Linked DNA regions of Homo sapiens: regions 1 and 2 are each linked to region 3. A link is a loop called in an ENCODE intact Hi-C map of the cell type or tissue named here. Cell type or tissue: endothelial cell of umbilical vein. All regions are shown on one strand. Links, peaks and the distances in the headings refer to the core of each region. The heading gives the core; the rest is flanking DNA. Region 1 overlaps FRMD4B (FERM domain containing 4B). Region 2 overlaps FRMD4B (FERM domain containing 4B). Region 3 overlaps FRMD4B (FERM domain containing 4B).

Evidence for each region. Hi-C counts contacts between places; a loop is a spot of excess contacts. Peaks named below come from ENCODE experiments on the same cell type or tissue, not always from the same donor. Only the 100,000 strongest peaks of a DNase experiment are listed, where the experiment ranks them.
Region 1: it touches region 3 in a loop (5-fold over the local background); 3 of 110 quality-filtered maps call a loop at or near these places.
Region 2: a loop joins it to region 3, with 6 times the contacts of the local background. A loop is called at or near these places in 6 of 110 quality-filtered maps.

The regions. Positions count from the first base shown.
Region 1 is chr3:69,177,251-69,188,123 of GRCh38, reverse strand. FRMD4B (FERM domain containing 4B) reads left to right here. Exons shown (of 23, transcript NM_015123.3): 19 at 207-354; 20 at 5,407-5,526; 21 at 6,414-7,225. Among named protein-coding and RNA genes, the nearest start is that of LMOD3, 60 kb to the right of the region's middle. In endothelial cell of umbilical vein, for the core only: no CTCF peak of the experiment used is centred there; DNase peaks (open chromatin) are centred at 5,243 and 6,013; H3K27ac peaks cover 2,500 bases.
Region 2 is chr3:69,207,779-69,218,651 of GRCh38, reverse strand. FRMD4B (FERM domain containing 4B) reads left to right here. Exons shown (of 23, transcript NM_015123.3): 10 at 273-330; 11 at 2,303-2,389. Among named protein-coding and RNA genes, the nearest start is that of LMOD3, 91 kb to the right of the region's middle. In endothelial cell of umbilical vein, for the core only: no CTCF peak of the experiment used is centred there; a DNase peak (open chromatin) is centred at 6,001; H3K27ac peaks cover 1,950 bases.
Region 3 is chr3:69,285,113-69,295,985 of GRCh38, reverse strand. It overlaps FRMD4B (FERM domain containing 4B), which reads left to right. Exons shown (of 23, transcript NM_015123.3): 5 at 8,150-8,234. Among named protein-coding and RNA genes, the nearest start is that of FRMD4B, 96 kb to the left of the region's middle. RefSeq lists an enhancer at 6,832-7,822. In endothelial cell of umbilical vein, for the core only: no CTCF peak of the experiment used is centred there; DNase peaks (open chromatin) are centred at 5,795, 6,785 and 6,965; H3K27ac peaks cover 2,312 bases.

The DNA.
Region 1 (10,873 bases), core at 4,925-7,424, 110 kb after region 3:
AGAGTGTTCAGTATTTTCGTTTTTTCTGGTGTATAAAATATAAAAATTAACTTCTTGAAAGAGTTATGTTCTTCTAAAAATATCATCTTTGGAAGAACACTTTGTTCACTAAACCTTCTAATTTCTTTTTTGAGGTATTGGCAAGATATTTATTTACCTATTAATTTGCCTACTTATTTTTTCATTCACCCATTTACTTATTATAGCCAGTGATGCCTTCACTTTTCCTGGGCAGCGATCAAGTTCAGTACCTCATTCTCCAAGAATTCTTCCCCCCAAGTCTCTTGGTATTGAGCGAATCCATTTCAGAAAGTCGTCCATCAATGAACAGTTTGTGGATACCAGGCAGTCCAGGTGAGAGGTCATATCATCAGTAAGGTTAATGCCCCACAGCTAGGAAATTTTTCCTCCAAAATGCAATGTATGGTTGATACATTTTCACATGTTTTTATTTATCCTTCCAAAAGATGTTATCTTGTAAAACTGGGGCATAGAAACTAACCCAGTTTGTTGTTCACAGCAAATGAATATACATATATATACATATATATATATGTATATATATATATATTTTTTTTTTTTTGAGGTGGAGTTTCACTCTTGTTGCCCAGGCTGGAGTGCAACGGCGTGAACTCCAGCTCACCGCAACGTCCGCCTCCTGGGTTCAAGCAATTCTCCTGCCTCAGCCTCCCGAGCAGCTGGGATTACAAGCCACCACACCCAGCTAATTTTGTATTTTTAGGAGAGACGGGGTTTCTCCATGTTGGTCCGGGTGGTCTCGAACTCCCAACCTCAGGTGATCTGCCTGCCTCGGCCTCCCAAAGTGCTGGGATTACAAGTTTGAGCCACCGTGCCTGGCTGAAAATGTTTTTAAGAAGTCTTTTAAAATGCATTTGACCATTTCCTTGACTTTAAAGTCTATTTGATCTATATTAACTTATAGGGACATTAATTATCATCTGGATTTAGACATAGTGTCCACAGTTCAGTTTTATAGTCACTGGTCTAAGGAAATTGTCGTTAAAGTCCACTCTGCAAAACCAAGTAGCAGGACTGATTTCCAGTCCTGCAAATAAACATGGGACTTAAACTCATAATCTGTAAAATAGATAATCCAAGCATTTTCTCAAATATCTCAGGTAAATATTATCAGGGCAATGAGACCAGGTTTTAGAAACATGACAGGCCAGTGGTTCCCAGAACTTGGCTGTATGGATCAATCTTTAAAAAGCAAACAAACAGTTACCAGCTGTTTGCTTTGCCTAAAAAGAAATTTTCAAACACAGGCTGAGTGCGGCAGCTCACACCTATAATCCCAGCACTTTGGGAGGCCAAGGTGGGAGGATCACTTGAGCTCAAGAGTTGGAGACCAGTCTGGGCAACCTAATGAAGCCCCATCTCTACAAATTTTATAGACAGAGTCTCTTTCTGTCGCTCAGGCTGGAGTGCAGTGGTGCAATCTCAGCTCACTGCAACCCCTGCCTCTTGGCTTCAGGCAATTCTCCCACCTCAGCCTCCTGAGTAGCTGGAATTACAGGCACGCGCCATCATGCCTGGCTAATTTTTGTATTTTTAATAGAGACAGGGTCTCACCATGTTGGCCAGGCTGGTCTTGAACTCCTGACCTCAGGTGATCCACCCGCCTCAGTCTCCCAAAGTGCTGGGATTACAGGCATGAGCCAGTGTGCCCGGCCCAAAATTTCTTTTTTAATTAGCCAGACATGGTGTTGCCTACCTGTAGTCCTAGCTACTTGGGAGACTGAGGCAGGAGGATTGCTTGAGCCCAGGATTTCACAATTGAAGTGAACTATGATCATGTCACTCCACCCCAGCCTGGGCAACAGAGCAAGATGCTGTCTCAAAAAAAAAAAAAAAAAGGAAAAAGAAAAAAAAAAGAAATGTTCAAAAAAATAGCACCATGAATCCATGAAAGAAATGACATTTTGATATAAAAAATATATTCACTATCGTTGTGGCAATATTAATCGAATGAAGTTAACATTTCACTTAATGTAATGTTAATTTCATTTTATATTAATTTCATATAACATTTCTATTGAGCACTTACTTTTTTTTTTTTTTGAGACAGAGTCTTGCTCTGTCACCCAGGCTGGAGTGCAGCAGCACCATCTTGGCTCACTGCAACCTTCACCTTTCAGGTTCAAGCAATTCTCCCCCCTCAGCCTTCCAAGTAGCTGGGACTACAGATGCCCGCCACCACACCCGGCAAGTTTTTGTATCTTTAGTAGAGATAGAGTTTCACCATGTTGGTCAGGCTGGTCTTGAACTCCTGACCTCAGGTGATCCGCCCACTTCGGCCTCCCAAAGTGCTAGGATTACAGGCATGAGTCACTACAACTGGCCGCTATTGAGTACTTACTGTGTCCCAGATACTGTTTATGTTTTTTCTATGTAATTTATTAATGAACTTAATCTTCACGACAACCCTGATAGTGTTACTACTGTCATTACCCTTTACAGATAAGCACACTGAGGGCCAGGGACCATGAATAACTTCTTTGGGTTCATCAACTAGTAAACATGGGAATCAAGGTTTGAACCTAGGTAGCCTAGAACTTGGCAGGATCCAAAGCTTGTGATCTGATTTCAGTGAACATGTTATACCACATCTCAGCAAAGATGGGAAGTATTTGCTCTACAAGGGCCAAAAATATAAATTAAAAAAATTTAAATAAAGGAAATTATTCTCAAAATCAAGGTAGATTATTAGATTATTCAAGGTGGATAAATTGTGACTTATGAAAATATAACCTCCACATTGCTATGTTTCTTCTTTTTTTCTTTTCTTTTTTTTTTTTTTTTGAGACGGAGTCTCACTCTGCCACCCAGGCTGGAGTGCAGTGGTGCCATCTCAGCTTACTGCAAGCTCCGCCTCCCAGGTTCACGCCATTCTCCTGCCTCAACCTCCTGAGTAGCTGGGACTACAGGTGCCTGCCACCACACCTGGCTAATTTTTTTGTGTTTTTAGTAGAGACGGTGTTTCATATTAGCCAGGATGGTCTTGATCTCCTGACCTCGTGATCCACCCACCTCGGCCTCCCAAAGTGCTGTGATTACAGGCATGAGCCACCGCGCCAGGTCACATTGTTATATTTCTAATTTGTTAAAGAGCAGTGAAATCTTTATCACATATCGGCCCCAGTTTGTGGATTAGCATTTAGGAACTTTTGCCTGAAATGGTAAGAGATCCAAGGAGCTACAGCCATGCTAGCCAATTTAATTAAAAGTAAATAAAATTTAAAATTTGGTTCCTCAGTCATGCTAGCCACAATTCAAATGCTCAGCAGCCACATGTGGCTAGTGGCTATCATATTGGTCAGAACAGACCCGGAACATTTTTGTCATTGCAGAAAGTCCTATTGGATAACATGAGACAAGTGTGCTTCTTATGTTAGGGAAAACAAAGCTATTTCAGCAAAAGGAAGAATTATAGCTGGGAATCATTGTCTTAAAAATTATTATACCCACATCTCCAATCACTTAAGATGGATTTGCTTTTTTATCCAGCAATTTCACTTAGGAATTTTACTACTGAATTAACTAACTACATGTAGGATGCTCATTACAGCATTGCTTACACTACTGGCAAATTGAAAACAAACCACATGTTCAACTAGCTGATTATTTAAATAAATTATGGTAAATCCATACAATAAAATGCTATGCAGTCATTAAAATAACACTGTAGGCAAATAGTAAGCAACATAAAATGTTAGGTACAACTTAACTTTTTAAAAAGTGAGCGTTGAAAAAGAATATATAGTAAATCTCATGTTTTGTTAAAAAATAAATATGTATGTTTATGTATAAATACATGCTAATAAGTTTATGTGCTTAGGAAAAATAATCTGAAAACATTTAATGTTGCCTGACTATGTAAAAGGTATCAGATTATACAGGCAGCGGCTCACGCCTGTAATCCCAGCACTTTGGGAGGCTGAGGCAGGCAGATTACTTGACGTCAGGAGTTCGAAAACAGCCTGGCCAACATGGTGAAACCCCATCTCTACTAAAAATAAAAAAAATAAAAAAAATAAACATTAGCCAGGCATGGTGGTGTACACCTGTAATTCCAGCTACTTGGGAGGCTGAGGTGGGAGGATCACTCGAACCCAGGAGCTGGAGGTTGCAGTGAGCTGAGATTGTGCCACTCTCCTCAAGCCTGGATGACAGAGCGAGACTCCATCTAAAAAAAAGATTATAGACATTTAAATTTTTCTTTTTATCTGTATTTTTAAAGTTTTCCTAATGAACTTAGACTTGCTTTTGTAGTAAGTAAAATTTGATCAAAATTATTTTTAGTTAAAAAAAATTAACTTCAGGCTGGGCGCGGTGGCTCACGCCTGTAATCCCAGCACTTTGGGAGGCCGAGGTGGGCGGATCACAAGGTCAGGAGATCGAGACCATCCTGGCTAACAAGGTGAAACCCTGTCTTTACTAAAACTACAAAAAATTAGCCAGGCGTGGTGGTGGGCGCCTGTGGTCCCAGCTACTCCGGAGGCTGAGGCAGGAGAATGGCGTGAACCCAGGAGGCGGGGCTTGCAGTGAGCCAAAATCACACCACTGCACTCCAGCCTGGGCGACAGAGCAAGACTCAGTCTCAAAAAAAAAAAAAAAAAAAAAAAAAATTAACTTCTAATTGTGTTGTCACCATGCTGGGAAGTAGACATAGTGACTTAAAGCTGTTGTTCTTAGTCCAGGGACCAGCAAACAACAGTCCAGTGGCCAAATCCATCCTGCTGCCTGTTTTTGCGCAGACCGTGAGCTAAGAATGGTTTTTATATTTTTAGGTAGCTGGTGGTGGGGGGATCAAAAGCAATAATATTTTACAACCTGTAAAAATGATATGAAATTTAGCATCCATAGGTCATTTTCTTGGAACACAGCCACACCCATTCTCTTACATATTATCCATGGCTGCTTTTGCACTGAAAGGGCAGAGCTGAGTAGTCGCTCTAGAGACCATCTGGCCCACAAAGCCAAAAGCTATTTAGTATTCTAGACTGTTTACAAAAAAGGAGTTTGCTGAATTATACATCCATCCCTGTTCACCACAAAGATTTGATCATCTAAGGACTGTTTTGAATGTTCAGGTGCCTACATAAACAGCTCTAGTTGCTTTGAGTCTTTTTATTCAGTGTACTCTTTATTAAAAGTCCTTTTTTTCCCTACATATTTGTGACTCAGAAAGTCAGACCATATGTGCTCCCGCTGTTTTAGCGGGTTTTCTTTGTGGTTTAGTGAACCACAAAGACACTCTTCCTATCTTTCTCCCTATTTTCCCTTTCCTTGGGCTTCTAGTAAGTTTTGTATCTGCTTATGACAAGTTTGCCAGAGATGTTGAGAGACTCATCATTTCCTGAATTCTTCTTTTTATCATCACAGAGAAATGCTGTCCACACACAGCAGCCCTTACAAAACTCTGGAGAGGCGGCCCCAGGGAGGACGAAGCATGCCCACCACGCCAGTTCTTACCCGAAACGCCTACAGCAGCAGCCACTTGGAGTAAGAGAGCTTCTTTCTCATTGCTTTAGCTGTCTTGATTTTTGCTTTGAGGTTCTGTCTTGCTTTATTGTGTTTTTTAATCATTTCAAGTGACTTTCTGTAGCAGGACCTTGTTTTATGGTTTTACATTTTCTGCTAACTTATGGTTTCAAATATGTTGGCAAAGAAAATGTATTTGATTTGTTCAAATATACATTAGATTTTTAGTACCTTAATTTCCCCAGTCACATATTACCATTCATTATTCAATGGTGAGGATGAAGTTAGTAACAATAGCAACATTTTGAAATGTTTGTGAGTGCTGTGCTAAATGTTTTATATTCACTGGATTATTTAGTCCCTACAGCAAGCCTTTTGTGAGGTAGATATTATATATTGTTTTCATCCTCATCTTACAAAGGAGGAAGCAAGATTCAGAGAGGTTAAATATCTGGCCTGAGCTCATACAGCTGGGAAATAGCAGTGCCATGACTCAGCCCAGCCACCTCTGACCTCCACTCGAATGTACCATATCTTCATATCCTCTAGGAAGACAGGACCCTCCAAAGACACGTTGGGTTTTTTGTTTTTGTTTTTGTTTTTTTTTCCAGGCTGTGATGCAAACTGTGCATCCTCAGTCTGTGTCTTTCCCTACCCTCAAGGAAGGATTTGGCTTGCGCAACTAACAGAAGCCAGCTCTTTTCTCATTTTGACCATGGTCAAAATGAACCTACATGTGAGCCAACAGATTTGGAGAACAATGGATTCTATTGTGCAGTCAGCTTTGGCAACTCAAAGTCCTATTGTAATTCACGAGCTATTCAGTCATTCAGCATGCTATTCTTTTTTCTTATTTGGGTCCTCCTTTTCTTCTTGGTGTTGAGAAGTTTGCCTTTCTCCTCTTTCAGACCCGAATCTTCATCTCAGCACTGCCGCCAGCGGAGTGGAAGCCTGGAGTCCCAGTCCCACCTGCTCTCCGAGATGGACAGCGATAAGCCATTTTTCTCCCTCTCCAAATCCCAAAGAAGCAGCAGCACAGAAATCCTCGATGACGGGTCTTCTTATACAAGCCAATCAAGCACAGAGTATTACTGTGTGACACCAGTTACCGGCCCCTATTACACCACCCAGACCCTGGACACTCGCACCAGGGGTCGGAGGAGGTCAAAGAAACAGAATGTTTCTACTTCAAATTCAGGAAGCATGCCCAACCTAGCACAAAAGGATAGTTTGAGGAATGGTGTTTACTCAAAGAGTCAGGAGCCACCGTCTTCCAGTTACTACATTGCCGGGTACACACCCTATGCAGAGTGTGACTTTTATTACAGTGGTGGTTATGTCTATGAGAATGACACCGAGGGACAGTATAGTGTCAACCCTTCCTACCGGTCCTCAGCCCACTATGGATATGAGCGCCAGAGGGACTACAGCAGATCCTTTCACGAAGATGAGGTCGACCGGGTACCCCATAACCCATATGCAACTCTCCGGCTGCCAAGGAAGGCTGCTGCAAAATCGGAGCACATCACCAAAAACATCCACAAGGCCTTAGTTGCCGAGCACTTGCGTGGCTGGTACCAGCGGGCCTCTGGGCAGAAGGATCAGGGACACAGCCCGCAGACCAGCTTTGACTCAGACAGGGGATCACAGAGATGCCTGGGGTTTGCGGGGCTGCAAGTACCTTGTTCTCCAAGCAGTCGTGCATCCTCGTACTCTTCAGGTGAGAATACTGTAAAAACACGCAACACCTGGATTTTATTTACATCGTGTTTCCTGCCCACCTAAAACCGCCTCACGGATCATGAGACCAGTACTCAGGGTCAAAAGTGGGGCAACCATTCGGTGGAACCCCACAATAAGAATTTCCAACTTAAAAACAGTTCTTTCCAGCTCTCCAAAGAACTCAGTACACATGAGTCTAATGAAGCAAATTGTAGATTCAAATCCAGCAAACATTGATTGAGCATTTACTCTCTGTGCTGCCCTGTTTTAGGGTTTTTTTTTGTTTTTTGTTTTTTGTTTTTGAGAAGGAGTCTCACTCTGTCGCCTAGGCTGGGATGTGTTAGGGGTTTCACTTGCTTTGTCTTTTTAGGATTTACGTTGACAGGCACATCTCTTAAATGTGTTCACGTCATTGAGGCTTGATATTTTAAAAGAATAAACCCTCAGGTAAGCAGAAAACATTAGAATTATACATCCCTCCTGGTTCACCACCAAGATTGATCATCTAAGGACTGCTTTGAATGCAAGCCTGGGATTATGCAGGTACTTAGGCAAGTGCCTGCATAAGGCTCGTAAGAATCCTTATAGGAGCTGGCATTGATTAAGCACTGTTCTAAGTAATTTGCTTTTTTTTTTTTTTTTTTTTTTTTGTAGAAACAAGGAGGCTTAGGTTGGGTCTTGCTATGTTGCCCAGGCTGGTCTCAAACTCCTGGCCTCAAGCAACCCTCCTGCCTTGGCCTCCCAAAGTGTTGGGATTACATGTGAGAGCCGCAGTGCCTGGCCATGCATATTGTAATTCAGTATTCATATATACCTATGTTGTGGTTGACTTAAGGGATTTTCAAAGATAATTTTGATTAGAGATGTTTCCTTTATACTCTTGATGTTGACTTTGGCCCCTAACTCTGCTAACATTTGTGGAGGACTTCCTGCCTACTCCCAGTTGTACTAGGTACTTTAAGTAGAGAAATAGAAGATAGGGGAGGCTCTGTGTATGGTTTTATTTATTCAGCAAATGAGCAGCCACATTCAAGATGTGGAGGACCCATTGTTGAACTAGTTCCTGGCCACGATGAGCTCAGAGTCAGCAGCCAGAGGAATGTTTAAAAATTAAGCAATTTTAAAACGCTAAGAAATGAATGAATTCTCAAACTGCCAGAAAACCTGTAGGTCATGAGTCTCACCTTCTCCCTTATTAACATGACACCTTAGTGAGACATAGTATAAGGATTCCTGAGTCATTGTATAATAGTCAAGTGAAAACTACACCTTTAAAAGTTTCATGTACTTGTTGATGAGGCGTTTCCATGGAGATTTCTATTTGGGTTCAAGTTCTCTCCTATTTGTGCAGGACTTTGGACTTCCACTAGGGCTGTCCCATCTATTACCACATCTAACATATGAAAGGGCTTCGGTAATTATTTCTTATTTATGGCTCTGACCTAGAAAACACCTTTCTTCCTCTTAAAGTTCAAGATGTGAGAAACTTTCACAGGTCAAACCTGGGCAGAACAGACAGAGTACTACAAGGGAAAGACCAAACAAGGAGGGCTGAGATGCATGTGGATGGTCACTACGGCACAGGGCTGGGGTGGTGCCTGGGGGAAGCAGGTGTTAACTGAGGAAACTCAACATTCCTGGCTGCTAGCTTAGTAAAGGTGAAATGGAGGTAAAGCTTCCTGTTTCAGACCTGGTGTGAGCCTTGCTGACACCAGCAAGATGTGGCCCCACAGACCAAAAGGCATCACTCTTTAAAGAACTACAGGGGTGGAATCAGTACTCCCAGAATTCCCTGCTGGAATTCCCCTCATTTCTGTCTCCACTTTAAAACTGCAGAAATGTATTACAACAGGCAGGCGTCATTCTCATGGAGTGATAAATTTCCAGTTATTTGCCAGATTAGTCCTGGCATTGTAGTCCCTTCCAGCCACCTGAAGGATCTCTCGGTGACTCAGTTTTAGTAATGACAACTACCATTTGTTGGCAGCTTACTAGATGCCATGCACATTCAGAACATTACATGCACTCTCCTATTTAATGTATGCAACAGTTCTATATAGTGATTGCTATTGTTATGCTTATTGTTATCATCCTAATTTTGCAGCTTAGGCAACTCTGGCTACAGAGTTTAAATAACCCAAGTTCCAAAGCTACTAAGTGGTGGGATGGGGATTCTGGGGATTCTGTCCTAGCTCAGCTCCTTTTTTTTTTTTTTTTCTTTTTTAAAGAGACAGTCTCAGTCTGTCACCCACATTGGAGTGCAGTGATACTATTATACCTCACTCAGTCTCAAACTCCTTGGCTCAACGCGATCCTCCCTCCTCAGCCTCCCAAGTAGCTAGGACTACAAGTACACACCACCATGCCTGGCTAATTTTATTTTTTTGTAGAGACTGGGCTCTGTTTCCCAGGCTGGCCTCTAAGCCCTAGCTGCAAGTGATCTTCCCACCTCAGCCTCCCAAAGTGCTGGGATTACAACCATGAGCCATCACACCCAGCCCCACAGCTCTAACATCTTAACCACCAAGGCTTAGAGCCTCTGATTTCAGTTTGGAAATGGCTTGGAAGCTCAAACTCAGAGTGTTACATCTGTTAGTCAACACCTCATGACATCCAGGGCCACAGATGAGTTTTGAAATGCGTTTGTCCCATAGTGATCACAGGCACTTTGTGTGTATGAGAGAGAAGAGGAGTAGGTCTGAAGCCAGAAACAGGAAATGGAAAAAGGGCAGTGCTGGTTTTTGAGTCTTGAACGAGTATCATGGCGTGTGGTTATCTTGTCCATCCTAGGCGTGGAGCAGAACTGGTTTTATAGAGAGGACAACAAACGCCCAGTGATGAGGCATTTGTTGGGCTTCGCTCCCAAATTATGTCCTTGTCTTGTTCCAGTTCAGTTCCTCTGTAGAACTAAATCCCTTCTTCCTGAATTCCTTCCTGTGCTACTTACCACCTCGCCTCTTCCCCCAATCCACACCCCAACACATACACACTTTTTTTTAAGACAAAAAATAGCCTTGATCTTGCTAGCGGCCAGTGTTGTCTTTGGCTGAGGAATAGTCAAGTCTCAATAAGTCAACTTATGGAACACATTTCCTCCAAGGCCTCTGACAAACCCAGACTCATCACCTTACCTTTATAACACCATAGCGTGAATGGGAAGATTCTCGCAATATATGAGAATTGTTTTCTTGCTTGTCTTTTCAGTTATTTTAAAAATTATTTATGTGTTATTATTATTTTCTTTCTTGGGATAGGATCTCACTTGGTGGCCCAGGCTGTAGTGCAGTGGTGCAAACATGGCTCACTGTAGCCTTGACTTCCAAGGCTTGAGTGATCCTCCCACCTCAGCTTCCCAAGTTGCTGGGACTACAGGTGTGCACCACCATGCCAGGCTAATTTTTGTATTTTTTGCAGAGATGGGGTTTTGCCATGTTGCTGAGGCTAGCCTTGAACTCCTGGGCTCAAGCGTTACTCCCACCTTGACTTCCCAAAGTGTTGGGATTACAGGCTTGTGCCACTGAGCTGACCTGAAATTATTTTTATTTATTTATTTATTTTGAGACAGAGCCTCACTCTGTCACCAAGGCTGGAGTGCAGTGGTGTGATGTTGGTTCACTGCAACTTAAACTTCATGGGCTCAAGTATT
Region 2 (10,873 bases), core at 4,629-7,128, 77 kb after region 3:
GTACATTCCTAATCCATAAACATTTGAATGTGTGGAAAGTAACATTTTCTATAGCTTTATGAAATTGAGGTTCTATTAGCATTTTCCTGACATTTGGATAAGCTAAAATATATTACTCCCCAAAATGGTTTATTCTGTTTCTACTTGAGTGAAACATATTAATTATTCTTATAATAAGGAAAGTAGAAACGTGGTGTTTCTTTAAATCACTTTTCCCAAAAGGGTCCTCTAACTATTTTAATAAGATTGTGATACATATTTATTTTCCATAGGTATATGAAAATAGTAGAAGCTCTACCGACTTACGGTGTCCATTATTATGCAGTAAAGGTAAGTAATTTTACATGACAAAGCTTTCGTGATGATTGAGAGTTATTGCACAATACCAGCTTTTTTCATACTATATAAAAGGCTGATTATATCTTGCCTTTTGTAGCAAATTATAAAGTACATTATTTTTGCAAAATACTTGCTACGTTAAAATGTTTTTCCAAGACCTCTCTTCATCCTAAAATGTTCAGATCATTCTCTTTCGAAACACCTCTGCTTGCTGATTGGTCTTTTTTCCAGTTGGTCACCTTTCTAGCACTACCAGATCTTCATTTGAGAGTGCTTTTGTTTGAAAATTATGCAGTCTCCAGCGTTATTTCAACAGCTTCATAAAATTCTGAAATTTTTACAGGATTTGCAATACCATGTTTTAATCAGTGTATTACATACACTGTATTTTCAGATGTTTTATAAGCAGGGAGAGATTGACAAATATTTTGAGATGATGAAAAGTATTTTCAGATGTTTATAAGCAGGGAGAGATTGACATATTTTGAGATGATGAGATGAAAGTGTTAAGGATATCTTGTTTGGAAGAGAAATAATTTTATAATTGATCAGTTCTTGATTGACTTTTCATGTTATGATAATGTTCATATCTCTATACAATTCAAAATGATGGGGAATTAGAAAATTTACATAATGAGAATACCTGTGCTAAAAATCGGTACCAATTTAACTTTTTTTGTTGTTTGTTTTTGAGATGGAGTCTAGCTCTATTGCCCAGTCTGGAGTGCAGTGGCGTGATCTCAGCTCACTGCAACCTCTGCCTCCCGGGTTTGATCAATTCTCCTGCCTCAGCCCACAGAGTAGCTGGGATTACAGGCATGCACCACCACAGCTGGCTCATTTTTTGTATTTTTAGTGGAGATGGGGTTTCACCATGTTGGCCAGGCTGGTCTTGAACTCCTGACCTCAGGTGATCCACCTGCCTCAGGCTCCCAAAGTGCTGGGATTACAGGCATGAACCACCACGCCTGGCCTCCAATTTAACTTTAATTTCTACTGACTCTGGTGTGCATATAGGTATCTGTCTAAGCCTAAATTTTCCTTTTCCTGTGTCAGTATATTCTTTGCTTTGGCAAAACATAAAAGATAAATTTATGAAAACAATATTACTCACCTCCCCGTATGTACCTCAAACCAATTATTCAAACATCCTGTCATTGAATTGTACAGTTCTCCAAAAGGGTTTTCGATATTCCCGTGTTCATTGTTAATTGTTTTATAAACATCAGGAATTGGAACCACTTTTCTCATCTTTGTAATTCTTTGGAAACGTCCCCAACCTTTTATAACTGGTTACTAATTAAGAGGCAAAGAGCTTTTTTTTTTTTAATGGATAACTGGCTTTTTACTGGATTAATTCTTAGTTGAATTACTTACATTTTATTTATTTTCTCCAACTGTTTAATCAAAACAGTAATGCTTTACTCTTTTTGATGGTATTAACAGTCCTGGACTATTTCAACTTAAAGATTTTATTTGAAGAAACTCCAAGTAGGTGTTTTAATAACAAGTTAGGTTTTTAAATGTTTTGTTTATCAAGACAGCTTTATTTTGACTTGCTGATACTTGTTAAGAGGTGAAATTGCCAGGTGTGGTGGCTCACACCTATAATCCCAGCACTTTGGGAGGCTGAGGTGGGTGGATCATGAGGTCAGGAGATCAAGACCATCCTAGCCAACATAGTGAAACCCCGTCTCTACTAAAATACAAAAAAATTAGCCAGGCATGGTGGTGCACACCTGTAATCCCAGCTGCTAGGGAGGCTGAGGCAGGGGAATTGCTCAAACCCAGAGGCAGAGATTGCAGTGAGCCGAGATCATGCCACTGCACTCCAGCCTGGTGACAGAATGAGACTCCGTCTCAAAAAAAAAAAAAAAAAAAAAGAGGTGAAATTGGTAAATTTTATTCACTTCTAGAAGAGTTAACAGCTAGGTCTTGGTTCTCATGCTTTTTCATCTTCTAGGATAAGCAAGGACTTCCTTGGTGGCTTGGAATAAGCTATAAGGGAATTGGCCAATATGATATACAAGACAAGGTGAAGCCTCGGAAGGTAAGTGTGGATCACTTTAGGAGAACTTTGAACTGTTCAAAACATGTTAATCACAACATAGTTGAAAAGCACACACCATTAGGTTGTTGGGGTTTTTTTGGTTTTTTTTGAGATGGAGTCTCACTTTGTCGCCCAAGCTGGAGTGCAGTGGGCTGATAGTGGCTCACTGCAACCTCCACCTCCTGGGTTCAAGCGAGTCTCCTGCCTCAGCCTCCCAAGTAGCTGGGATTACAGGCACACGCCACCACACCCGGCTAATTTTTGTACTTTTAGTAGAGACGGGGTTTTGCCATGTTGGCCAGGCTGGTCTCAAACTTCTGACCTCAAGTGATCTGCCCACCTTGGCCTCCCGAAATGCTGGGATTATAGGCGTGAGCCACAAGCACACACCATTAGGTTTCTATTTTATGTTAGTATGAACAGGATGATGCCATTTATTTTATAAATTTTATATGTACATTTATGCATATACATATTTGAATTGGATGGTAGACATATAAATGAATAATAAAGACATGACCCAAAAGTTTTGGTGCTAGTGATCTCTCAATGATGCAGGTATAAGTCTTCTTTCTTCTGCTGCTATTATCTCTGTTTCACCATTTTCTGCAGTGAACATGTCTGCTTTTTGTAGAGAAAAATCAGTTGTGTGCTATTTATGAAAGGGTCACAGGCCAGGCATGGTGACTCCTGTCTGTAATCCCAGCACTTTGGGAGGCCAAGGTGGGTGGATCAGAAGGTCAGGAATTTGAGACCAGCCTGGCCAACAAGGTGTAACCCCGTCTCTACTAAAAATACAAAAATTAGCCACGTGTAGTGGCAGGCATCTGTAATCCTAGCTACTCGGGAGGCTGAGGCACGAGCATTGCTTGAATCTGGGAGGCAGAGGTTGCAGTGAGACAAGATTGTGCCACCGCACTCCAGCCTGGGCAACAGAGAGAGACTCCATCTCAAAAAAAAAAAAAAAAAAAAAAAAAAGAGGGTCACAATCTATCAGATTTGGATTTCCAGGGTTAAATAACTAACATTAATGTCCATTTAAAATTTTACTATGAAGCTGTTTTTTTAAAAAAATTCATTATTAGCTGGGTGCGGTAGCTCACACCTGTAATCCCAGCACTTTGGGAGGCTGAGTCGGGTGGGTTGCCTGAGCTCAGGAGTTTGAGATCAGCCAAGGCAACAAGGTGAAACCCCGTCTCTACTAAAATACAAAAAATGAGCTGGGCATAGCGGCATGCGCGTATAGTCCCAGCTCCTCGGGAGGCTGAGGCAGGAAAATTGCTTGAACCTGGGAGGCAGAGGTTGCAGTGAGCCGAGATCACGCCACTGCACTTCAGCCTGGGCGACAGGGTGAGACTTCATCTCAAAAAAAAAAAAAATTCATTATTATTATTATTTTTTGAGATGGAGTCTCGCTGTGTTCCCTTGGCTGGAGTGCAGTGGCCTGATCACAGGTCACTGCAGCCTCGATTTCCCTGGCTCAAGCAATCCTTCCACCTCAGCCTCCCAAGTAGCTTGGACTACAGACACATGCTACCATGCCCAGATCATTTTTAGAAAGTTTTTTGCAGAGACAAAGTCTGACTATTTTTCCCAGACTGGTCTTGAACTCCTGGGCTCAAGCGATCTTCCCACCTTAGCCTCCCAAAGTGCTGGGATTACAGGCACGAGCCACTGTGCTCAGCTGAATCTGCTTCTCTTGATCCAAGCTCAAGTGTACAACACGTTTTTGCCCATATTAGAGTTGAAGAATCCATATAGATCACCATGCAGCTGCTCTTGGCTTCCTTTGGTATGACAGTGACATCAAGACTGACTCATGCTGCCCTGGTTGGTTTTGCCACTCTCCCTGTGCCATCCTGCCATCACTGAAAGCACAGGAGTAAAACAATGGCCTCTAATAACAGACCATGGTCAGCTACCTGCATTATCACAACCTGACATCACAGCCTTAAATAACTCCTGTAATTTCCATCTGTCTCTTGCTTTCATGTGTGTTAGAAAAACAGCCAATCTCTTTATAAAACAGCCCTATAATCATACGTACTCTTCATCTTCTAAGTGTCCATGCAGCTTGAATCATTGCACACAGTCTTCTATGAGTTATGAAAATAAATAAAACCCCCTCTTTTCCCCATTTTATGGTTGTGAAACTGACACAGATAACACAAAAGGGTAGATTAGGGAAAGCCATATCCCCTCTGCCACCCACCTCCAATACTGATCCAGCTTTCCTGGATCAGGCTAGTAGGGCGTTGAGGCTTCTTACTAGAAATTATTGATAAGGCCGAGGGTGGTGGCTCATGCCTGTAATCCCAGTGCTTTTGGAGGTCAAGATGGGAGGACTACTTAAGGCCAGGAGTTCAAGACCAGCCTGAGCAATGTGACAAGACCCCATCTCTACAAAAAAAAAGAAAAAGAAAACTTAACAAATTAGCCAGGCATGGTGGCAAATGCCTGTAGTCCCAGTTATACAGGAGGCTGAGGTAGAAGGATCACTTGAGCCTGGGAGGTTGAGGCTGCAATGAACTATGATCATGCCACTGCACTCCGGCCTGGGTGACAGAGCAAAACCTTGTGTCAGAAAAAAAAAAAAAAAAATCAATGAAAACAACAGCGCATCATTCAACAAGCAGTAGAGGACAATGAGAGAGCATGTTTGTAATCATACTGTTAACATTTTTATTCTATAAGCTCTGTGACCAAGATCAATTTAAGGAATACTTAATTAATTTCCAGGAGGAGTATAAGTACTATTGTTCCTGCTTATATTTCAAAATTGACTTCTAAAACCTAATTTCTAATCAATAATATTAGAAATGAAGGATACCCAATTTTTTCAAATATTTTTTAAAATCAATTTTATTTATTGTTAGCTTTTTTTTTTTTTTTTACCCAGAGTAAGAAATACTCATGAGGGCAAGGAAGAAAAAATGGCAGCAAACACTACAAAAAAATGCTTTAGGGGAAGAAGTCTTCTGCAATCCCCATTTTTCCTCCATGACAACCAGCAACTGTTAAAAAAATGGTACCAGTTCATTTAGATTTTGTCAGTGTATATTCTAAGCATTTACAAAGACAGAGAAATCTAATATATACAGTGTTTCATACCTTGCCATATTTCTCTAGCTCACTTATAAACCGATTTCTTTTCACTTTTTTAAAGCTGCCTAGTGCTTCATGATGTGGAAATACATAATTTATTTAACCACTTCACTTTTGATGGACATCATACTTGTTTCCATTTGTAGGAGTGGAGAGAGTTTGCAGAGCATAATAAAAAAACCCAGTCAAACAAATACCTTACCCTAGTTTATCTATTTTGCAAGACCAAAATGCTGTCTATCATGTTTTCTTAAGGTAGACCTCACTTGTATTGAGATTTTTTTGCTAACTTATTTCTCTTCTGAATTTTACTTAAGAAATAACACTCAGGAGTCTTACTGGTTTTTCTGAATCTTCCATGTAAAATATTAGGACAACTCACAAGTAATTTATTAGCTAATGTGGCTTGATAAGATTGAGCTTCCAGCAGAATGTAAATGCATCTGCTAACAGCAACCAGGCTTTGTCCCAAAACAGTAGTGAATCAGAATCTGCACAGTAAATATTGCAGTTAATTTCCTCTCCTGTACTTATGACTCACAGGCCTTTCTTTACGTTCACAGTTTCATAGAAATTGGCAAATACTTCTTGACACTGATCATAATCAGTTTTGCTTGTTCATTCCAGAGTCTAGAAAAGGGTCAGAAGCTACTTCCTTTTTTGGATTTGCAGGGTTTTTTTATTTCAGTTCCAAAACATGCCACTCCATTTTTAAAAAGACCCTACACAGTCCATCTTTTGTTATCGCTTTTTTTCTTTTTTTTCTTTTTTTTTTTCTTTTTTTTTTTTTTTTTTTTTGAGACGGGGTTTCGCTCTGTTGCCCAGGCTGGAGTGCAATGGCACGATCTTGGCTCACTGCAACCTCCACCTCCTGGGTTCAAGTGATTCTCCTACCTCAGCCTCCCGAGAAGCTGGGATTACAGGTGCCTGCCACCATGCCTGGCTAATTTTTGTATTTTTAGTAGAGACAGGTTTTCACCATGCTGGCCAAGCTGGTCTCGAACTCCTGACCTCAGGCAATCCACCTGCCTCGGGCCTCCCAAAGTGCTGGGAATACAGGCGTGAGCCACCATGCCCGGCCCATGTTATCACTTTCTTGCCTTCTCTTTCTCCGTTTTTTTTTTTGGGGGGTGTCTACTCTGTGCCATTGTTTATTTCTTCCTTTCTTCTTTTGTTAAAATCTGACAATGGATTTTGCTTCCATATATTTATTTTTTATGTCCAGACAATGTAAGGATTGAGGCTGTTTTACAAGTCCCTCTCCTGGCCTAGTTTGCACAAATGAAAGAATGCATAATTTAAAGGACCATGAGCACAGCCTTCTATTAAAGGAGGATCATGCTTCAGCTGTTTGTGTGGACCTGTGCAGGCTGCAAGTTTACCAATGGACCAGCAGGAATGAAGGTCAAATTGGCAAACTGTAATGAAACAAAGGCTATAATGAGAGGCCTTAAGGTGCTCAGCCTCTTGAGCCACATCCCGTCTTGTTACAATTATGTGGCTTAAAAGCAGGCCAGAAGAAGGGAAATTTACTGAGAATAAGTACTAAGAATAAGAAAACTGATGCCGAAAGGCTGTTTTGAAAAGGAGTTGTTCCAAGATCTCCCAGCAGTGACCTTCAGACCTTTCTGTATCAGTTATCACCTGTGAATGTTAAGGGCAGGGAGGTATTTGTTTGACCTCCCAGGGCATCCAGCAGATGCTCTTCAAGTCTTTTATTTATATGGCTTTTTTTTGCCAGTCTGGGGTGCCAACAAGTTGTTTTCAACCAGTGTGTAGTGTAGTACAGTGATGCAGGGAAAGAGTTTGGGAGACATCCCAACCTCTGCCCCTGGTGTCTATTTACTGTGCCACCTTGAGCATGTTGTTTAATCTCTCTTTAAAAGTGGTTTTCTCATCTGCACAAGGGTATTGCCACCAACTGTGTAGGGTGGTTGTAAGACCTAGAGGACAAATTTAGCACCATAGCTGATACGCCATCATCATTAGTAGTAGTGAGAAGACAGACAATAAAAGAGTATGGGAAATATTCTTGGATCACTGGTTAGAGAGGGACACAACATTGCTACAAGCCCACAGCTTTAGTGTACTAAGAATCCACTCTCAAATTTTCTTTCTTTTTTTTTTTTTTTTTCGAGATGGCATTTCACTCACTCTTGTTGCCCCGGGTGGAGTGCAATGGCACGAGCTCAGCTCAGCTCACTGCAACCCCTGCTTCCCGGGTTCAAGGAATTCTCCTGCCTCAGCCTCCCAAGTAGCTGGGATTACAGGCATGCGCCACCATGCCTGGCTAATTTTGTATTTTTAGCAGAGATGGAGTTTCACCATGTTGGTCAGGCTGGTCTCGAACTCCTGACCTCAGGTGATCCACCTGCCTGAGCCTCCCAAAGTTCTGGGAATAGAGATGTGTGCCACTACACCCGGCCTCCACCCTCAAATTTTCTGTTTTCGGAGATGTGTGAGCACTTCTTTCACCTCCTAATTCATTAAGCATCATGCCTGAAGGTGTGACGCAAATTAAAGGAAAAATTTTTAATCCAAAATTACAAACCACAAACATTCAGGGTATTAAAAATTAAGACAATAAGCAGCTTTACTTTTTAATCCTCCCTTTGTGTATGAATATGTCATTGCAAACTCTTAGAGAATGTGAAAACGTACCAGAACTCAACTGAATTCCAAATGGTAAGACATTTGGACTTAGAGACTGATGAAGTTTCACTTAAAGAAAAAAAAAAAAGCAGCCTTGTGTTCCTTCTAAGTATTTATTGTTCAGTATTTCAAGGAAAAATGTCTGTTCTTCATAAAGAAGCAGACAGTGGGTCAGAGACTGAGCCAAGTATTAGTCTATGTCATGACAGATTTGTATCCCTTCGGCAAATACTTCCCCTGGAAAACCAGAGCCTGTCAGATGGCAGAGATAAAATGACATACTGTCGAGGTGTCCATAGTGGGACAAAATGCTTCTCAAGATAAGTATCTTTTTGCCTTATATCATGCCAAGAAAGACTTGAGGTGAACTTCATCACCACAGGGCATGTGAAGGTGGGAAAAGTCTCTTAGCTTTCTGTTTCTGTCTCTATATATATTGGAATTCCCAAATCCCTAAAGCCAAATGAATTAAGTAACAAGCACAAAAGTCTTCCTGTTTTCTTCTCATACAACTACAAGGTTATTTTATTTAAAGACAGTGACTTGGTTATTTCTTTAAGCACAGCTATCTTGAGCATTTCTAAGCTCTTCTTTCCACCATGACCATACCACCTTGGACCTAGATTAGAAGCTACTTCTGACACTGCTGAAATTCTAGATGAGATTAACTGTAGGAGAAGAGAACATGGGTTGTTCTCTTTCTACATTAATGCCAAATAAAGCATGGTATGGAAGAAAATAATTGGATTTTAGAATGTCAACCAGAGACTGGTCCATCCTGTTTATAAAGTGTGTATCTAAGCTTTAACCACACCAGTAATCAATCTGATTGTTAAAACCTTCTGCAGAGTCAGTGGGAGGAGAACTCCCATCCTACAGCATGGATTTGAAATAAGAACCAGTTCTGCATTTCCACTTACCAGCTGGCTGACTCAGAGCTGTCACTCAACTTTCTGGGCCTTCATTTTTTTCAGCTATCAAATTGAGATAACTCTTGTCTGCTGTCCACCTCACAGATCATTGTGAGGACCCAATGAGTTAGTGAGTTATTTCACTGAGTGGGTTATTTTCCCCTCCACACCATACTTTAATTTATAGAAAGTGTATTGTACAGCATGGTCTTTCTCTTCCCCTCCCATAGTTGATCGCAATTAGAATTTTAAGCAGTTCTCGTAAAACATGGAACTTTTAGAAAATTGGTTAGGTATTGGTGAAGAAGATGGAAAGAGGGAGGCCTAGGCAGGCTCCTCTGTCATTTGGAAAGTACCAACTCTGAGTGCAAGGGCAGCTGGGTGGTATTGTCTCTAGGTGGGTGGCCCTGGGCAAAGCTTTAACTCAAGATGTTCTTTTTTTTTTTTTTTTGAGATGGATTCTCGCTCTGTTGCCCAGGCTGGAGTGCAGTGGCGTGATCTTGGCTCACTGCAACCTCCACCTCCCAGGTTCGAGCCATTCTTCTGCCTCACCCTCCTGAGTAGCTGGGACTACAGGCGCACGCCACCACGCCCAGCTAATTTTTGTATTTGTAGTAGAGATGGGGTTTCACCACGTTGGCCAGGCTGGCCTCGAACCCCTGACCTCCTGATCCGCCTGCCTCAGCCTCCCAAAGTGCTGGGATTACAGGTGTGAGCCACCGCGCCTGGCATAACTCAAGATGTTCTATTACTAAAAATAAGGAAAAATAGATCCTAGGGGAGATCAGTAGTTTCTGTCACACTGTATTTGTTTCCTTTGAAGTCTTTGGAGGGATGGTTGGTGAGAAACAAGTAAGCAAAGAAATAAAGACATAAATTTGTAATTATCTTTGATGGAAACAAATGAGATGGGGGACAGTAATGGGATGCAGGGAGGGGACATTTGGTGTGTTCAGGGAAAGCCTCTCTGAGGAAGGTGATGTTTAACCTGAGACCCGAAGGGCAGAAAGCTCATAAAGAACAGTATGGCTTGTTCTCATCAAAGAACAGGGTATGCCGATGGGAAGGAGATAGGCATGTTAGAAACCCAGGAGAAGGCTGGTTGCAGTGGCTCAGCCTATAATCCCAGCACTTTGGGAAGCCGACGTAGGCGGATCACTTGAGGTCTGGAGTACCAGACCAGCCTGGCCAACATGGTGAAACCCTATCTCTACTAAAAATACAAAAATTAGGCCAGGCGTGGTGGCTCATGCCTATAATCCCAGCACTTTGGGAGGCCGAGGTGGGTAGATCACCTGAGGTGAGGAGTTGGAAACCAGCCTGGCCAACATGGTGAAACCCCGTCTCTACTAAAATACAAAAAATTAGCCGGGTGTGGTGGTGGGTGCCTGTAATCTCAGCTACTCAGGAGGCTGAGGCAGGAGAATTGCTTGAACCCGGGAGGTGGAGGTTGCAGTGAGCCAGGATCACACCATTGCACTCTAGCCTGGGTGACAGAGTGAGACTCTGTCTAAAAAAATAAATAAAATAAAAATAAAAATACAAAAATTAGCCAGACATGGTGGCGGGTGCCCATAATCCCAGCTACTTGGGAGGCTGAGGCAAGAGAATTGCTTGAACCCAGGAAGCGGAAGTTACAGTGAGCCAAGATGGCGCCACTGCACACCACTGTAGCTGGAGCTTACGGAGTTCCGTGTAGAAATGGAAGATGCTGCTAGAAGAAAAGGAAGTGGCTGCCAGACAGGCAGAACCATCAGATGTCCATTGTTTTTTCTTTTTTTTTTTTTTGAGACGGAGTCTCACTCTGTCACCAGGC
Region 3 (10,873 bases), core at 5,437-7,936:
AATTAGCCAGGTGTGGTGGTGCACACCTGTAGTCCCAGCTACGCGGGAGGCTGAGGCAGGAGAATCACTTGAATCTGGGAGGCAGAGGTTGTAGTGAGCCAAGATCACGCCATTGCACTGCAGCCTGGGCAACAGAGCAAGACCCTGTCTCCAAAAGAAAAAAAGAAAGAAAGAAACCATATTGTGAAGGGGGAAAGAAGCTAGAGAACACGGAAATTAGAAGCTCAGTTTTCAGTGCAAGGTTTCACTGCAGCAGCACTATTGACACTGAGGACCAGGCCATTCTTTGTAGTAGGGAGCTAAGCTGTGCTGTAGGATCTTTAGCAGCATCCCTGGTCTCCACTTACTGACGTCAATGATGCTCCCAGGCCAGCCACCGTGGCTCACACCTGTAATCCCAGCACTTGGGGAGGCCAAGGCAGGTGGAGCACTTGAGTCCAGTTCAAGTCCAGCCTGGGCATCATGGCGAAACTCTGTCTCTACAAAAAATACAATAATTAGCCTTGCATGGTAGTGCGTGCCTGCAGTCACAGCTACTCAGGAGGCTGAGGCAGGAGGATTGCTTCAGCCCAGGACATTGAGGCTGCAGTGAGCGGTGATCAGGCCACTGCACTCTAGCCCGGGCAGCAGAGCAAGACCCTGTCTCAAAATAAACAATAACACTCCCCAAGTGCTGACAGTCAAATAATGTCTTCAGCATTGGTAAACACCCCCACCCAAACATTGAGAACAGAGCTTTAGCATCATTCTTAGGTTCATATTCCAGCTCTTCCACTTACTCACTATGTAGCTTCTGGCACCCTCTTGGGCCTGTTTCATCACCTATGAAATGAAGCTGGTGGTAGCCCCCACCTACTTTGGGGGTTGTTGGAGGATTACAAGTGCTAACAGCTAATGTAGACCCTATATAAATGTTAACTATTTTGTATGTCCTAAATAACAGGCTGCCTCAACCACATGTTCAGTGGGCGAAACATTCTATCAAGTTTCTGTCACAGCCTTTGAATATGAAAGATTTGGGATTGTCTGGCTTGGGTCTGACCCATTCCCCTTTGCACTGGGTGAAAGATCTTATCATTTATCTTCATTATTCACCGTGCCCAGATGTTACTTCCCCACTTTTCTCCGCTGCCTCCCCTCCCCACTCCCTCTCAAAGCATCTGTCCCTGCTTTCCTGTGGAGGACTAGAGCAGGCTGTTTTAAAGCAGAGGAGAGGCAAGCACTTGGAATTCACATGCCCCTGACACTTCAGGTTGCCTAGGGGAGAAGACTCTCTCCCCTTCCTGGCAGGTCACAGCAAGGCCCTGACTCTTTTGGGCCTCCAGCTCTTCTAGATAACTCAGAAAGAGTCATGCTGTGGGAAAGGAGCAAGAGGGCAGGTTTCTACAGGCTTACCAGGAGGCCCTCTCTGGTTCTAGCCATGTCTGGAAATTCAGAAATGAGGAAGAGCATTCCTGGCAGAGAAGCACATTGTAGAAGCAAACAGTGCTTCCCCTGGGAATTCTCCAAGACTGTTCCCCTCCCACAGATGAAAGGGAACATATTGGACTCCCATAAGCACTGCATAATATCTTGCAGAAAGTGATGTGTTTGGAGAAAGTGAAATACACTTAAATTACACTTCAGCCTTCAGCATTATAAAGTGAGATATGACTACCTTGCAGGGTCATTACAAGCAATAAACAGAGATCTCCCCGCTCAGAATGTGGATGAGGATCTGATAGAAATCTACCTAGGCGTGTGGCTGCAGTTAAATGCCTAAAATTACTCATGGTGACTAAAAGAAACCCAGAATGAGGTGTTTTGATTTAGCCCTCACTGGACGCCAGTCACAAACTCAGCATTGTTCAGAATGCAAAATAATTGAGCAGTTCTTGCCCAATTCACCTTCTTTGAAGATACCACTGGGACCTCGCAAAGGCCCTGGGAAACAAAGAAACCATGCTCAGTTGAGGGAGAAAAGTTGAAACTGATTAGAAAAGCATTGGTTTCACACTATTTTCTCATTTTATGTTAAAACAGACATTTTTGTAGCATTTGTTTCTTTGAGAGAAAGAACTTAGGAAAGATACTTGGATTTTTTTTTTTTTTTTTTTTTTTTTTTTGAGGCAGAATCTAGCTCTGTCACCCAGGCTAGAGTGCAGTGGCAGGATCTCAACTCACTGCAACCTCCTCCTCCCAGGTTCAAGCGATTCTCCTGCCTCAGCCTCCTGAGTAGCTAGGACTAAAGGCATGTGCCACCAAACCCAGCTAATTTTTGTATTTTTAGTAGAAATGAGTTTTTACCATGATGGCCAGGCTGGTCTCGAACTCCTGGCCTCAAGTGATCTGCCTGCCTTGGCCTCCCAAAATGTTGGGATTACTGGCATGAGCCGCGCCTGGCCAGATACTTGGAATTTTTATTCTGGTTGTTACAGTTAAAGCTTTAAAGATGTTCCCAACTAAGTCAGTGCCTTTTATTACAGTCACATCGGTAGAGAGATAATAATATTCTAATAGTCACCGCCACTCATTGGCTGCTAAACTACATGCCACCTGCTATGTTAAGCACATTTCAAACCCTCTCATTTCTCCAGTGTGTGAGGCAAGAGAGGTAAGAGGCACTGAGAGCGGAGCAGCTACCCCAAGACCTCAAGACTGATCAGCACTGGAGCTAGGATTCAAACTAATGTCTCTCCCACTCCCTAGTGTTGACTTGTGACCACTAGAAATAAATACCACAAGACGAAAATATTGGCCACATAAATTTAAGCGACTCTTCAAAGGACAGCCACTTCCAAACAACTGGGTGTTGTGCTCTTTGACATCCATGTGTTGCCATCTGGCTGGCAGGGCTGTGTCCCTTCCAGCCGTCTTTGTCATGTCACAGTGGTGTAATGTTCTGTCATCACTAATGAGTGGTTAAGCCAACCAAGAAAGGAAAAAGAAATGCTAATGGGAGGAGCCCAAATAACAGTGACAAAACCTTCCTGAGCAAATTCTCTTCTCAAGAAATTACACTTGTGAAGCCGAGGTTTGTCTCCAAAATGTGTGCCTATTCAAAAAGCCTGGGTTCTTTCCGAAGCTGAAAAATTAACCATGGGCTTCAACTTAAGAAAACCTTAGTGAAATCGCTCACAGTAAGCATGCAAAAAGGAAACAGTATCCTTTTGCAAAAAAAAAAAAAAAAAGGCTGAAAAAAAGGTCTTTATGAATCTGGGATAGTCCATTTCATGTCATTAAGAAGCCCTAGATTTTGTTTTCAGTTCATGGTTTGTGTTGATAGGTGTGCCTGAAGAGCCATTTTCCCCAAAGCCCATATGTATTTTTCATACACTCCATAAATATGAAGCCATTACAATGGCCCCCTTGAGGGAGAGATGGAATTGTGGATTCAGAAAGCTGGTAATCTGATGCCTAGGCAGGAGGCACCAGGGCTGGTCGCCAGAAAGTAGTGGGAAATAAGATAGGGACCTGTTTACTGGGACTAGGATGTAGTCAGGGGCCTGGACTCCAAAAACAAGGTGAACCCAGTTTCTAATACAAAGGTATCTGTTCAAAGTTGGATGCGCTACAAATTGATTTGGTGCCAAGCTACCCAGCAACCTGTATGCGGTTTCTTCAGGGCTCAAAGACTAGCAGGAGGATTAGTTTGGCTAATATGCTATCCGCCTGAGTGCCCTTCCTACCTTTGTTACCTGGTGAACTCATGCATTCTTTAAGACTCAGCTCAACTGTCCCCTCTCCTGTGGTGCTTAGTTCTATGGATTTCAGTTTGGCAGCATTCTCCCCTTAATTCATAAGCTGAGTTAATTGCCTCAGGCTGGTGGGCCCCCACAGCATTCTGTACATGTTATATTTCATTTTGATTGTTATTGTAGGAAAGCATTATATCATATTGACTTGGAATATGAACTTAGAAGTCTAACAGACCTCAGTTTGAGTCATGGCTCCACTACTTGCTAGCTGTATGGCCTAAAGAAGAAGACTTGACATCTCTGTATCTAAGCTTTCTCATCTGTAAAATGGGCTCATAATTTGTTGCCTACTGCATCTGGTGGTACCAAAGATGGAAAAAAAAAAAAAAAAAAAAAAAGAGATTCCTGTAGAGCACTTTGTATTATCCCTAGCATGGAAGAAGCCCTCTATTAACTTGGGTTCTTTAGTTGCCAGCAACAGAACTACCTGTGGCTAACAAACAAAACGGAAGGAAAACTGAATTGACAAAGACTCAGAAAACACAGGGATGAGGGCTTCTGCAGGGATCTAGGGAGCAGAAACCAAGGGACAATTTCATCAGAGTGCTGTTAGCAGAATAAATAGGCTCCAACCATCTTTGATCTTTAGGTCATTCTAATCAAGTTTATTCTCCAGGGTGAGAAGCTGACTGGCCTAGCTTGGGTCACCTACCCACACCATGATGAAGGAGTTTTAGTAGAGCAGAAAAAATGTGTCCCAGTGTCCCCCAAGCAGGTCTCACCCATCTGGTCAGCATCACTCATTTATATCCAGCCAGTGATCCTTACGACTTTTGCATATGTGACTGTTGCCATAGGCCAGTGCAGCTTTACTTATTAAATGTCACAATCACAGAACTCTTTTTTTTATAAGTTTTGGAGGCAATGGGAAAATACAAGTGAAGACTAAATTTTAAATAATATTAAGAAATTCTTATGAGCTTTGTTGTGTGTGAAAATTCATTGACCCCGTGTTTTTAATACAGTCCCTGTTAGAGAAGTCTATTGAAGTAATTAAAAGTGAAGGAAAAAAATAATCTTAGAAATTTCAAGTAGAAGGCAGATGTTGAGTTCTACTAATCTGACCTAGGATTTTTTTAGGGCAGGGAGATCTCTTCCTCTGGAAAGGGCTTCCCCTTCTGAGACTACTCTAACTTTTAAAAAGGTGTTTCATAGGTTAATCAAAATCCTTCAACGTAAGTCTTTTGCCATGGTTTTGCTTATTGAAGCAATAGAGAACACACGTACTTCTATATATGTTAACATTTTGGTGAAAACGTCACACTTGTCTTATTTTTCTGCTATTTTTTACATGGTTGAGACGCCCACAATTACTAAGGGTTCAGCTTCCTGCTGAGTGCTAGTTGAGTGAACTGGGAGCGGCAGCCCAGGAGGAGATGTTGGTTAAGAGCACTGTCCACAGAGTCAAAGTCATTGTCCCAGACCAAGACCTAGCCCCACCAGGTAGGCAGATCTCTAAAACTCAGAGTCTGCGTCTGTGAAATCAGGGTCATCATAGGTCCCTCCCCAAGGCAGTTGTGATAATTAAATGAGAGAACAATCGGGAAGCACTTAGCACATTGCAGGCACCTCAGTAAGAGCTCAGGGAAATGTTAGCTGGGATCCTGCTGCCGCCCTTAATTAGGCTGCCCACTGGAAGCCTGCTCATATTATCTTCATTGATAGGGATACAAATGCATGGGAAAGCCAAGAAAGCAGGAAACAGCCACCACCAAGTAGCTGAACTGGAAGGTTCTTGGAAATGCACAGAAACTTGTATAACATGGGTCATCTCAGCCCTGTAGCAGCAGCCAACCTCTGGTCTGCCTCACTTTGGTGTCTGCCATCACAAGTGACTCGGCTACCCTGCTTCAGTCCATCAACTCCTGCTGTGGACTCTTGTCCCTCTCTACTTCATGGCTTCTGCTGCCTCGTAATTTCTGCTTAGTGCCTTTCTCTGCCTCCACTGAATCCCTCCTCACCCGCCCCTCAAGTCTCTAAGAGACCATGTGCAATTGGTTGACTCATTCATCATGCAGTATAAAAAGCATCTGTTGAGTGGCACTTGCTCCTTTCCAGGCCACCTCACCGCCTGACATCTTGGCTGCCTTTGAGTCAGGTGACTCGCCTAGTCCACGCAGCAGGGCTCAGGGTAGAAGACACTAGACTGATGGGAGAGGAGAATACTGTCTACCCAAAAGGAAAAGCTGAGACAAAATTAATATAAAAAGCTTATTTGGGACAAGGTTGAGGACTGCAGCCTAGGACACACTTCCAAGTTGCCTTAGGAAGTGCTCTGGAGAAGTAAGGAGAGGTCCAAGTGTTTAAAGAAAAAAAGGACAAATCAAGAAAGGGGACAGTTACAAAAGTTGTTCGTCAGGAATTAATTCTCCTTGGTTTACAGAAATAACATTGATCAGTGATTGGCTATACGTTGTTTTTTGGGTTTTTTTTGTTTTGTTTTATTTTTGAGACAGAGTCTCCCTCTGTTGCCCAGGCTGCAGTTGTAGTGGCATAATCTTGGCTCACTGCAGCCTCCACCTTCCAGGCTCAAGTGATTCTCCTCCCCCAGCCTCCGGAGTAGCTGAGATTACAGGTGCCCGCCCGCCACCACGCCCAGCTAATTTTTGTATTTTTAGTAAGAGACAGTTTCACCATGGTGGCCAGGATGGTCTGGAACTCCTGACTTCAAGTGATCTGCCCGCCTCGGCCTCCCAAAGTGCTGGGATTACAGGCGTGAGCCACTGCGTCTGGCCTGGCTATCCATTGTTGAGCTACAGGTTGTGGGTTACAGTGTCCGGGGCAGTGGACACTAATGTGCCCAGTGCAGCTAGTTTTGGCAGTAGCAAGCAGTTTCCGGAGAAAAATACATAGCTCAAGGAGGGAAGTAAGACTTGATTGTTGTCTATTTTAATGCCTCTCTAGACCTGATAAATTGAAAGAACTGGAATTCCTCAGATAAAAGTTCTGTTCTTTCCTCAGAGATAAGTACAGTCACGACATTCAATTTAAAAAAGACACAAAGAAACTAAATAATTTGCCCAAGGCCATACAGCGAATAAATGGTGGACATGAAACACTACATCTTGATCTTTTGGATTCCAAAACCTATTTTTCCCCCAACTCCTCATTTCCTTCACCACCTTTGTACTTAACTTTCTCTTCTCATAAATCTGACACTCCTCCATCTTCATTAACCTCACTTACAAGTGAGATAAAAGCTTGTAAGTAAAAATACAAAGGATTTGTTCTCTTTCTGGAACTTCCGTTGATGACTCAACATTAAAGGGTGGAATGTTTCGAATGATTTTACCATCTCAGTGATAAAATCTTTCACAGCCCTTTCAGCTGCATTTATTTATCAAAGGTATCATCACTGTGGAAAGGGAGAAAAAGAGAAGCAAAGGCTCAAGCACTCAGGATTCCGCAGAGCTAAGGATAGGTTCACCTGGCCACTTCCTAGCCCTGGTTTACCTTCACTCTCACTGATCTGAGAGTAAATTCCCTTTCGGACTCAAAGCAGTGAGCTGTCTTGGGGCTTGATGGCTCTTCATGATTATTAATCAAGCAATGCTCCAGAACTTGAGGAAAACTTCGGGGCCCCAGCTTGCCCACTCGCACACCACAGAGTGCCAGCCTTTGCAAGCCGGCCTCATCAGTACAGGATTATGAAAACAGAGTTGTTAAAGACTCAGCCTCCTCCCCACCCGGGAGCTGTCAGAGCGCTCCTGAGAGGGGCCTGCCTGCAACCTGTGGTTTCACAGATTGAACAAGCAAAATCCTAGAAAGGGAGTGGGGCAGTGAGGCCCAGAATACCCTGATTTGCATGAGAAAAGACCAAGATTGATGGCTGCTGAGAGCCTGGCTTTGAGCCAAAGGAAAACCCAGGGCCTGGAAGGATGGGAAGGAAGAAAGGAGTGATTGAAAAGTGTGATGGAAACTCACCCAGTGAATGGGGGTCAGGTAGGCATGGGGCCCTCAGGCCCCTCCGTCTAAAAACCCCCGAGCCTCAAGCAGGCTTTGGGGTTCGGTTAGGTAGTGCTTGCTCAGCCGACTTCAGCTTTCAACTCCTAGTTCATCTGCGCTTTGTTTTGAAGCTGTCTGAGGTATTATGAACTCCCAGAACATGTTTCAAAGAATAAGCAACACAGATAAACGTTTGTTTTTGTTTGTTTTTGGTTGAATACCATTTGGGGTTTCTCTTTAACTCACCTTCCAAGACACAAAAACATCCTGAAAGAGATTTTAGGTATACATACACATACATCCATCACATAAATACGTGCGGTGCATATTTCTTTTAAAACGGAAAAGAAAGCACAACCTTCCTCAGGTTTCTCAAAATTCTTGCCCTGCTTTTGGGGAACACTGAATGAGGAATGCTGAGAGGTGAAAATAAATCTGAAGGAACAAACTCCTCTGCTGTTTTTCAGGTTTTACATTGAGAGCATATCGTTTTTAAAGGATAAAACCACCGTGGAGCTGTTTTTCCTGAATGCAAAGGCCTGTGTGCACAAGGTAGGTGCCCCGTTTGTCATGTTCACTGGATGCCTCCAGAGCGACTGGGATGACAGGAAGAAATGGTTTTGCCTCTCTTCTTGCATTCAAACTAAGAAAAAAAAAAAGGCCACAATCTTTTCCATGAATATGTCCTACCCCCCAACTACACACATACACAAATGGTATCTTTTCTCAAATTCTGAGTGGGAAAGACAACCATCTGCACGGGAATCCTGCATATGCACAATCACTACTACTTTAAATCCAGCAAATAATCGACACAGAGTGACCCAGAAAGACAGAAAGATGGATCAATCAGATCATAATCAAAACGTCTAGGCCAGAAATCTTTTTAAATAAGGTATGCCCTACACTTACAGTAATTCAAAACCAGCCTTATTATTTCGGTTCAATTTCTGCCTTCTGATCCCTGCACACATGTGCCACCTTAAATCTAGGCAAGGAAAGCTGCTCACAGCCACATATTTTCAAGCAGTATCTCAGTTATCTGTGGTAAGGGACAGGGTTTTTCTTTTATTGTTTTTTATTTCTATCTAATGAATCAAGGACAGATCACTTTTATAAAATTCAATAAACATGCATTGCTAGAAAAATAATCCCATGCTGGGATGTTACAGCCATGTCAAATTGCTATAAACGTTTTTACGGCCGAGCATGGCAGCTCATGCTTGTAATCCCAGCACTTTTGGAGGCCAAGACAGGTGGATCACGAGGTCAGTAGTTCGAGACCAGCCTGGCCAACACAGTGAAACCCCATCTCTACTAAAAATACAAAAATTAGCTAGGCGTGGTGGTGTGCCCCTGTAATCCCAGCTACTCGGGAGGCTGAGGCAGGAGAATCACTTGGACCCTGGAGGCAGAGGTTGCAGTGAGCCTAGATTGTGCCACTGCACTCCAGCCTGGGCGACAGAGTTAGACTTTGTCTCAAAAACAAGAATAAAACAAAAAAAGTTTTTAAACACTCTCAGTTTTTTGTTTTTTCTCTTTGCAGACTAGCATAGCTTTAAAAGCCTTCACTGTGGTCTTCTCAAGCAACTTCCTGAGGAAGGGAAGGGAAGCCATGGGCCAAGAGATGCCCAGTGGAGCCTGGCTCCTCCCTTGTACGTTCTGATCTCAATGCCTGGGAATCTCAGAATTCCCTATCCAGACTGTATACCTGTTTCCAGGCCTTCTTTTAGGGTTATTGAGCATGTTATGTGTTCATTTTACCTCTTTTGTTGGATTATTAGCTATAACTCTTTGTTGTTTCCATGGTTACTTTAGGGTTTATAGTATACACATTTTTAACTTATCAAGTCTACCTTCAAGATGATATTATACCACTTCACATGTAGCATAAGAATCTTACAGTAGTATACTTCCATTTCTCTCCTCTCAGCCTTTATGCGATTGATGTCATACAATTTACTTTTAGATAAGTTACAGATGCACATGACATTATTATTTTTGTGTAAATATTCAATTAACTTTAAAGAGATTTAAACAGTACCAAAAGTCTTACATATTTACCCATGGAGTTAGCATTTCTGTTGCTCTTCATTCACTTGTGTAGGTTAATATTTCTGTCTGTTATGATTCTTTCTGCCTGGAGGACTTCCTTTAGCATTTCTTATAGTGTGGGCATACTAGTGGTGAATTCCTTCAGCTTGTACCTGAAGACATCTTTATTTGCCTTTGGTTTTAGAAGATAATTCACATGATATAGGATTCTTGTTGGCAGTTTTTCTCTCTCCGTACTTTAGAAATACTGATTCACTATCTTCTTGCTTGCATTGTTTCTGATGAGAAGTCTGCTGTCATCTTTATCTTTGTGTTTCTGTATGGAATATCTTTTTCTTTAGCTGCTTTTAAATTTTTCTCTTTTTTCTTTTTTCTGCTTTGAGCAATTATTTTTTTTTTCTTTTTGAGATGGAGTCTCGCTTTGTTGCCCAGGGTGAAGTGCAGTGGTGCCATCTCAGATCACCGCAACTTCTGCCTGCCAGGTTCAAGCAATTCGCCTGCCTCAGCCTCCCGAGTAGCTGGGACTATAGGTGTGCACCACCGCACCCGGCTAATTTTTGTATTTTTTGTAGCAATGGGGTTTCGCCATATTGGCCAGGCTGGTCTCAAACTCCTGACCTCAGGTGATCCACCTGCCTCGAGCCTCCCAAAGTGCTGGGATTATAGGCATGAGCCACTGTGCCTGGCCTGCTTTGAGGATTTTTATTATGAGGTGCCTTGGTATAGCTTTCTTCATGTGTTTGTGTATGTGTGTGTGTCATTGGCATTTATTGAGCATCTTGGCTTATAGTTGTCATCAAATTCGGAAACATTTTAGCCGTTATTTCTTCAGGTTTTTTTTTTTTTTTTTTGGCCTCATGTATGCCTCATTTGCAAAGCCCAATTACACATACGCTTGGCCACTTGAACTTGTCACATAGTAATGCTTTGCATTTGTGGGGATTTGGGGGAATATGATATCTTGTATAGTTTCTCTTGCTTTGTCTTCAGTTTCCCTCATCTGTTTTTTGCAATCTAATCTGCCATTAATCCCATTTTGTATATTAGAGTTTTTGTTTTTGTTTTTTTGTTTTGTTTTATTTTTTGAGACAGAGTCTCACTCTTGTTGCCCAGGCTGGAGTGCGGTGGCACAGTCT